Regions from separate parts of the Homo sapiens genome. Here region 1 is linked to region 2. Evidence: chromatin contacts called from ENCODE Hi-C data. All regions are on one chromosome and are shown on one strand. Each heading gives the region's core, a stretch centred on a gene start or an enhancer-like site at or near the end of the contact. The rest is flanking DNA. Distances are from core to core; before and after follow the strand shown.

Region 1 (4,214 bases), core at 827-3,326, 8.3 Mb before region 2:
CTTAAACAAAAGGGGGTGGGGGGCCCCATCTCTTAAACAAAAGGGGGTGGGGGGGCCCCATCTCTTAAACAAAAGGGGGTGGGGGGCCCCATCTCTTAAACAAAAGGGGGTGGGGGGCCCCATCTCTTAAACAAAAGGGGGTGGGAGGTAGTCACTAATATATTTTTTAAAACACTGAAAAATAGATTCAGAGGTCATGAAGAGAAGGGGTCTCATGCTTGCACACCTGATGACAAAAACTATCACAAAAACCTGCAAAAGCCACAATCTTTTTTTTTTTTTTGAGATGGAGTCTTGCTCTGTTGCCCAGGCTGGAGCACAGTGGCACGACCTTGGCTCACTCCAACCTCCGCTTTCTGGGTTCAAGCGATTCTCCTGCCTCACACTCTCGAGTAGTTGGGATTACAGGTGCATGCCACCACACCCGGTTAATTTTTGTATTTTTAGTAGGGACAGGGTTTCGTCATGTTGGCCAGGCTGGTCTCGAACTCCTGACCTCAGGTGATCCACTCGCCTTGGCCTCCCAAAGTGTTGGAATTATGGGCCTCAGCCACCGCACCTGGCCAAAAGCCACAATCTTACACAAAAAATACTTCCGCAAAAACATCTGCCCAGCAACTTCCTGTCCAGTTTCCGACTGGTGTCACCTTGTTATTGATCTTCGTAGCCAAGGATAACGGTTTAAAAACAATTATGTAATTCTCATTTTTTTTTAAATTTTAAAAACCTTTGCCTTCCTTTACCTCCTTGAATACGCACGTAGTTTACTAAGTCATGAGTATTTTCACACTTTATTCCCAAATAAATATATAAGAATCATAGAATGATAGAATTGAAAAGGATAAAATCACACAGTTGTTTCTAACTCCCACCCCTTAGAATGCGGCAAATGAAAAAAATTTTTTTTTTTGAGACAGGGTCTCTGTCTCACAGGCTGGAGTGTAGGGATCTCCGCTCCCTACAGCCTCAACCTCCCCAGCTCAAGCAATCCTCCCATGTCAGCCTCCCGAGTAGCTGGGACTACAGGCCTGCTGCCACCATGCCCAGCTAATTTTTTGTACTTTTTGTAGAGACGGGGTTTCGCTATCTTGCCCAGGCTGGTCTCTAACCTCAGGTTCAGCCTGATCCTCACCTCCAGGCTCAGGTGATCCGACCCCCTAGGCCTCCCAAGGTGCTGCGATGACAGGCATGAGCCACCGCGCCCGCCTATAATCAATTTTCAATATTCTAAAAAAGCCTACCAGAAATTGTATATTTTCTGGTGGTATTAAATGCTAGGTTTCCTTGTTTTGTGCTAGAATTATATCAGATCCACAATAAACCTAGGTTCCGACTGAGCTGGGTCTGATTGAGCAAAATCTGTTTTCCCATTATTGTTATGTTCAATTTGGCAAACAGCTTTTCAAAATATAGGAGTGAAGTCGTGGTCGAACTAATAAAATTGGTAACACTTGCTACAATGTTTGCAATTCGCAGAAAACTTCACTGACTTCATCTTAACTTATTCCTCACAAAGCTGTGGAATCACCATCAGTAGAGCAGGAGTCGTTGGCTCAATGCAGTGCTGTCTGCAACCGCTCGGAGCTTCTAGGTTCTTTCCGTGGGTCTCCAGCTTATGAGCACCTACATTCCGCGATTCGGAAGCACCTGCCTACCCCTCAGAAGAGAGAGACAGCTCCTTCTTCCCGTTCCGGAATGTGGTGCGTTCGCACGCATGCGTGACACGGCTACTCCGCGCTTGCGCCGATATTCTCCGCTTGGGGCGGATACCCTGGGTGACCCGTGAGCGTCCGCGCCCGGCGCGCGCCTGCGCAGTCGCTTTTCGAGAGTTTCCGCCCGCTACGTTCCCGTCTTTCAAACCACCCCACCACCTATACCATTCATTCCAGTCTCCTCAATTCTTTCACTGTATTAAGACGGCCTGCCCTCTGGCACGTTTTCTGGAACGAAAGCGGCTTGGGACAGACAGACTCCCTTCGCCAGGGAGCCCCGACCCCGAGGGCGCGCCCTGAGCGTCTGAGCGCAGCCCCGCTGCGTCCCCAGTTGTATCCCCCGCCACGCCCGCCTCTTCCGCCGCTCGCGCGCGCGCGCACGGCCGGCCACGGCGCGCCGGGGTTGGCTGCTACAGGGACCGCGGTGGCGGCGGCGGCCTCGACAGCGGTAGTGCCTTCTACTCCGCTTTTTTAGTTTCCTCCGCCCCCTCCCGTGGGACGCTGTTGTGTGGCTGCCTTAAAAAAAAACGCAACTTTATTGTTCCTCAGCCCCACCTCCGGCTCGGCGGGCGTCCTCAGGATGCACTGAGGCTGAGGGGAGGGGAGGCGGCGGAGGGTCGAGGTCGCGGTCCCTCTCCTCCGAGCGCCCGGCTGGAGGGGAGGGAGTCACGATGTCTGGTAGCCGCCAGGCCGGGTCGGGCTCCGCTGGGACAAGCCCCGGGTCCTCGGCGGCCTCCTCGGTGACTTCCGCCTCCTCGTCTTTATCCTCTTCCCCGTCGCCGCCTTCCGTGGCGGTTTCGGCGGCAGCGCTGGTGTCCGGCGGGGTGGCCCAGGCCGCCGGCTCGGGCGGCCTCGGGGGCCCGGTGCGGCCTGTGTTGGTGGCGCCCGCCGTATCGGGTAGCGGCGGCGGGGCGGTGTCCACGGGCCTGTCCCGGCACAGCTGCGCGGCCAGGCCCAGCGCCGGCGTAGGAGGCAGCAGCTCCAGCCTAGGCAGCGGCAGCAGGAAGCGACCTCTCCTCGCCCCCCTCTGCAACGGGCTCATCAACTCCTACGAGGACAAAAGCAACGACTTCGTATGGTGGGTTTGAAGAGCACTCCCTCCTTGTCCCTAAATTATGAGTTTCTGCCGCTTAGGCTTGGGGGCGGGGGGTCTGGTGTGGGGGTGGCTTGTTGGAGAGCTTGGGATACTGGTGCTGTGGTGGTGTCTGCAGAGGGAATCGAGCGTTTGCAGGCATTCGAGCTCCTGGTTGGTGGGGTGAAGGAATGTTGGAGTAGCGAGGCAGGGTGGGGATAATAAAGAGGTAGGTAAGTGTTGCTGAGGAGGAAGTGAAGGGAGTTTAACGAATGACGAGGGAAGAGGTGGAAGGTCAAATAAATGGTTTTGGATAACAAAGTTGGCAGAGAGGTTGAGTCTTAAAATTTTTGCCTCTCTGATGAATTGAACACTCAGTCAATCAGGAGTCCTTGTTGAGATGAATGAAATTTGCAAATGGAGAGGACTAAGCTTCCTCGGATGCAGAGGGGTGGAGTTGGTCAAAATTTATTTGAAGTATGGTAGATGATGCTGTAAACATAAGCATGGATGTCTTATAAAGACATGCTTTTTATAATAATGTAAGTACCTATCGTATGTATGTGTAAATATCTTCTTCCATTTCAAAGGATGGGCCACTTAGGAATCGGCTGTTGAGACGACTGTAGTCAAAGTCTGTTAACAGATTTTTCACTTCTCCACCAAGTGTCTTGAAAAGAGAGAACCACGTTTGTTAAATAACATCCCTGTGTCAGATGTAACTGTACTATACTGGATAACAGAGTATACTGGAACTTCTGACTTGAGAAATGCTAGGTATAGACATTTTGTCGTCATAGTTGGCATCTTGAATGATACAGAGTAACATTTAGTCATGACATTTGGGATAGAGAGGTTAGTCATATGAAGTGAAAGGTGGTGTTGATTGTCTTGCTTGAGAGTGTTTTGGAATTTTTATTGGATTTTAGATATTGGTAGGATTATGAGAAGTAATTGCTGTTAGCTAGCTGCTTAAGAAGTGGTAGTGTTTCGTACTTTCCTTTTTGAGGAAATTGTTGATCAAATATTAGGCATGTAGGAAGTTGGCTGCTTGCACAGTCATTATGAGGGAAGTTGATTCAGATCAGGGTTGAAGATGGTCTGAGTTGGTGTTATTAAATAAGATAGAGCTAGAAGTTGGAACTGTTAGGAAAGTTATTGATTAGACTTACGGTTTCTAGTTCCTGCAGAAAAATGATGTCTTTATTCACCTTTCTGCTTTTTTGTACGTTATTCTTTATCAGAATTAATCTGTTTTTCATTGAACATTTGGGCTGTAATATGATTGTTATTTATAAATAAGCAGTTTATGGTTGGGGCTGAGAAGTGTTTGCACTTCTACACAGTCGATAGTGCGAGTAGCTAATAAGCTAATAAAACAAAGTGGGGTGTGCATAATTTAGTTGTCTTTTTAGCCACTGTTTGCATTT
Region 2 (3,700 bases), core at 281-2,780:
ACTTTTTTTGGTAAATAGTTTTAAAAACCAGACTCCAGCTATGTTCAATTTTAAAATGATTAATCACCACTCTAGGTACTTATCCTACAACAAATGCACAGAAGCTTGTAGAATGATGTTCATTAAAATGCTGTAAGGGCGAACGTCTACTTAAAGAAGAAAGGTTGAGTACCCTATGGTACTTCATAATGTTACCTACTATGTAATAATTTAAAAGACAGAATCAATCTATTTTTACTGCCATGGAAAGATCTCCAAAATGTGGAGAAGTGAAAACAATGTTTACAATATGACACCATGCACTCAGGTGTCTCTCTCATACACACACAAACACACACACACCCCAGCATTTGTACATGTACATATGTACTTGTAAGAATGCAAACAAAAAGGTCTGGAAGAATATTCAGAAAACAGAAAATATTATTTCTAAGGGTGGCGGAGTGAAATTGAATGGGAGGGATCAAAGGGATTTTTGCTTCATTTTTATTGAGTTTTTATAAACAAAATGTATTCGTATTTTACTTGAGACACTAAAAAGAATTAAAAAATTGCATGCTAACTTTTCTTAAATAATTTACAAACCAGAACTGTTGGTTGTAATGAGATTTCATTTTCTTCTCTTTACTTGAAATCAAAAACAAATGAGAGCAACAAACACTTTTTAACTAGCAAGTGGCAAAACTGGAAAGAAAAAAATTTTATGATGTTGTTTGCCGTATCTCCAAATAGAAAGAAAGAGTAATGAAGAGTATACAGGAAGAAACAAAAAAGACCTTTACTAAGTACGTCCATTTTTAAGAAACCAAACTTTTTAGTTGACTCGGGCGTGACCTAGAATCCTCAAAAAAAAAATGTTATGCAAAACGAAAAAAGTGGAATACTGTTCCCCCAAGTACTGAAGGTTGTTTTTAGAAAGCTTAACTACGAAACTGTAAATGCCAAGTGTGTTTTCCAGGGGTGGGAAGAGGAACGTGAAACCCTACACCACCTTTAAGCGGTCAAAACGAACTGAAGAGCAGAGTGGAACTGGGAGAGCGCGCGGGGGTGGGGAGAGCTCAGCTATCACTTTTAGGTTTTGGCTCAGCGCCGCAAAAACAGTTTACACGGATTCTGTCTGGAGCGTGAAGTCCCTGAGGGTGGTCAACGCGTCGCAGCCGACACCTAAACCCTCTGGAGATTGAAGGAGAGGGTGGGCAACAACTTAGGTTCTTCGGCTGAGCGGGGAAAGCGCGCTGGAAAAGAGCAAAAGAGCTAACTTTTGCTCTAAACGCGGCAGCTCCTGGAGGTTCCGCAAGTCTCCCGAGTCCCAACCCATCAGCGACCCCAACACCTTTACAAGCCAGTACCTTCTGCCCACGGCCCGGCCCTCCGAGAAAAACCCAGCAAGGGCGGCGGCTGGCAGCATGCACAGGGGGCTTGACTGGGGGAGGCACCGGCACGGAATTCGGCAACCAAGGCCCCACCCAACACCCCAGAGTCTCCGGGCGCCCCCACCGAGACGCCGTCCCACCTCCAACAGACCCGGCAGCGTGCCCCCTCCCCCACTCTAGGCGGCGACCTCAGCGCCTCCGCCCCGGGGCCCCCGCTCACCCAGGTAGCGACTCCGCAGCCGGGACGGGTCCTCCAGCCCGAGGGACCTTTTCCTCACGTCCCACAACAGGTGTGGGTAGGAGCCACCCCGAGACATGGCTCTGCCTGAGCCGGGTGGGAGGGGAGACCACCGCGTGGGGGAGGGGAGGAGGGGGAGGGGACACCCGTTTCAACACCCGAGCCGCACCGGCACCATCCGCGCGCCGGGCCTCCAGGGCGCAGCGTTAGATGGCGGTGGCAGCAGCGGCGCCTGGGCCCCTGAAGCCCGGCCGCACCCGGGCCGGAGCTCGCCTCATACTCTCCTTCTTAGACTAACCAGAACATCCAAAGATCAGCAACAGTCTCCTCCCTCAGCCCCCCTCCAACAGGAGGAGGCGGAGGCGGAGGCGATGGCGACTCCTCCCTCTCCTCGTCCTGGATACCCTCCCCGCCAACCCTTTCTCGCGAGATGACGACCACCCTGGGGACTGAGGCTGGTGTGTGCTGCGGCTGCCCTCACCCTGGAAGAATGCATTCGGGCCACTCTAACCAGATCCTTAAGTCGCTAGGGATAAAAGACGAGTAGAGAGAGAAGCTACTCAATTCTGTAGTCTCTCGCTCACGAGTCTCCAGTGAAAAGAAGCAAGAGAATTGTGCGGCATCATCTTTAGGCACTGAAGGCCCAAAAACCCATTTTAACTACGGGCCTGCTTAATCAAAGTGAAAGGGCAGTAGAACCAGCGCAGCTTCACTTTCCCTTCTCCAACATGGCCTCGAGGGCATGGGGAGAAGGAGGAGGTTTCCGCTCGACCCCGCCCGCGCCTCGGGGCGGGCCAATCATGGCGGGCAGCTCGGCCTGCGCAAGCGCGCTGCCAGCAGGGCGCAGCGCAGACTTGGTGAGGTGATTATTTTGGCACCTGTTGCCATGGCTCCTCCCTCTCTCCTGCCGGGGGCCGGAGGCGGACCGGGGGCTGGCAGTCGGCAGCCTCCGCCCCCTCAACCTTCGCGGGGCGCGGGCCGCAGCTTTTCGGTTCACAGCGGGCAGGGAAAGCCGCGGGAAGGGTACTCCAGGCGAGAGGCGGACGCGAGTCGTCGTGGCAGGAAAAGTGACTAGCTCCCCTTCGTTGTCAGCCAGGGACGAGAACACAGCCACGCTCCCACCCGGCTGCCAACGATCCCTCGGCGGCGATGTCGGCCGCCGGTGCCCGAGGCCTGCGGGCCACCTACCACCGGCTCCTCGATAAAGTGGAGCTGATGCTGCCCGAGAAATTGAGGCCGTTGTACAACCATCCAGCAGGTAATGGACCCTGAATGGCTCCTTATCGAGACCTTCCTTCTCGCTTCCTCTAAAATGGACCTTTTAGAGGCCCTCTGACAACTGCCTCTAGAGGCATCCACAGCCCCAATCCCTTCCCTTCAAGTGAAGCCGTCTACTCTCCTAGCCTGTGCATTTCACCCTCTCTCCTGCAACATCTCTTCCTAAGCCAACGTATCTCAAGTCAGCTCCCTTCCCCACCTATGTGACATCCGCTCCCTTACGCACGACTCCAACCCAAACCTGATCTCCAGATTTGAGCCTTCTCAACTTCTGCGGCCACCAAACTGTCTGGGGCCACCATGAAACACTCATTCTCTTTCTCTTTTCGAATTGTGGCATATTAACCCACTCTAGGCAGAGCTGGATGGGTGGTTTGTCGCACTGTAGGGTTTGGAGTAAAGGTCACTTTCTTCAGCTGCTGCTGGCAGAGGCCTGCAGACTGAGCCCTCCCCCAAACTGCATGCTTTACTTCATCCAGGCTTGAGTCAGTGTCATTTCTCATCCCATAGGTCCAGTGTGTTTTTTTAAGTCTATCCTTATTTATGAAATTGTTGAACAAGCTCTACCCAGAGCTTTTTGTGTGGACAGACCTGGATATCATTCTCTTCTACCACTTATAGTTGTGACCTTGAGCAAAAGCCTAGATCTCTGTTTGTGTAATACGCGGTCTATGAGAATGACAGATAACATATGTGCTTGACTCTTTGTAAATGCTCAGTAAACGTTACATCTCTCTTTGCCTACTGGAAAACTGTGTTCTTGTGGTTGAAAAAAAAAACTGTAAGAAACTGAAAGATTCCAATCCCTTTA

The links. A loop is a pair of places that touch in the nucleus more often than their neighbours do. Pooled maps may share reads with other maps.
Region 1: a map of CD8-positive, alpha-beta T cell shows a loop between it and region 2 (20-fold over the local background). The contact joins the promoter of COP1 here to the promoter of MPC2 in region 2. A Hi-C loop is called at or near these places in 1 of 168 maps with a recorded cell type or tissue (CD8-positive, alpha-beta T cell), 1 of 37 single-sample maps with no recorded cell type and 7 of 50 pooled maps.

What each region holds. Positions count from the first base shown.
Region 1 is chr1:176,205,148-176,209,361 of GRCh38, reverse strand. COP1 (COP1 E3 ubiquitin ligase) reads left to right here and starts at 2,076. Exons shown (of 20, transcript NM_022457.7): 1 at 2,076-2,790. The coding sequence starts at 2,384. It overlaps COP1-DT (COP1 divergent transcript), which reads right to left and starts at 1,697. Exons shown (of 5, transcript NR_185981.1): 1 at 1,491-1,697. RefSeq lists an enhancer at 1,469-1,538 and silencers at 2,039-2,248, 2,279-2,638.
Region 2 is chr1:167,934,902-167,938,601 of GRCh38, reverse strand. It overlaps MPC2 (mitochondrial pyruvate carrier 2), which reads left to right and starts at 1,530. Exons shown (of 6, transcript NM_001143674.4): 1 at 1,530-1,663; 2 at 2,704-2,869. The coding sequence starts at 2,761. It overlaps DCAF6 (DDB1 and CUL4 associated factor 6), which reads right to left and starts at 1,919. Exons shown (of 22, transcript NM_001198956.2): 1 at 1,594-1,919. The coding sequence starts at 1,690. RefSeq lists silencers at 1,514-1,753, 1,784-1,853, 2,454-2,623 and enhancers at 2,034-2,343, 2,794-2,903.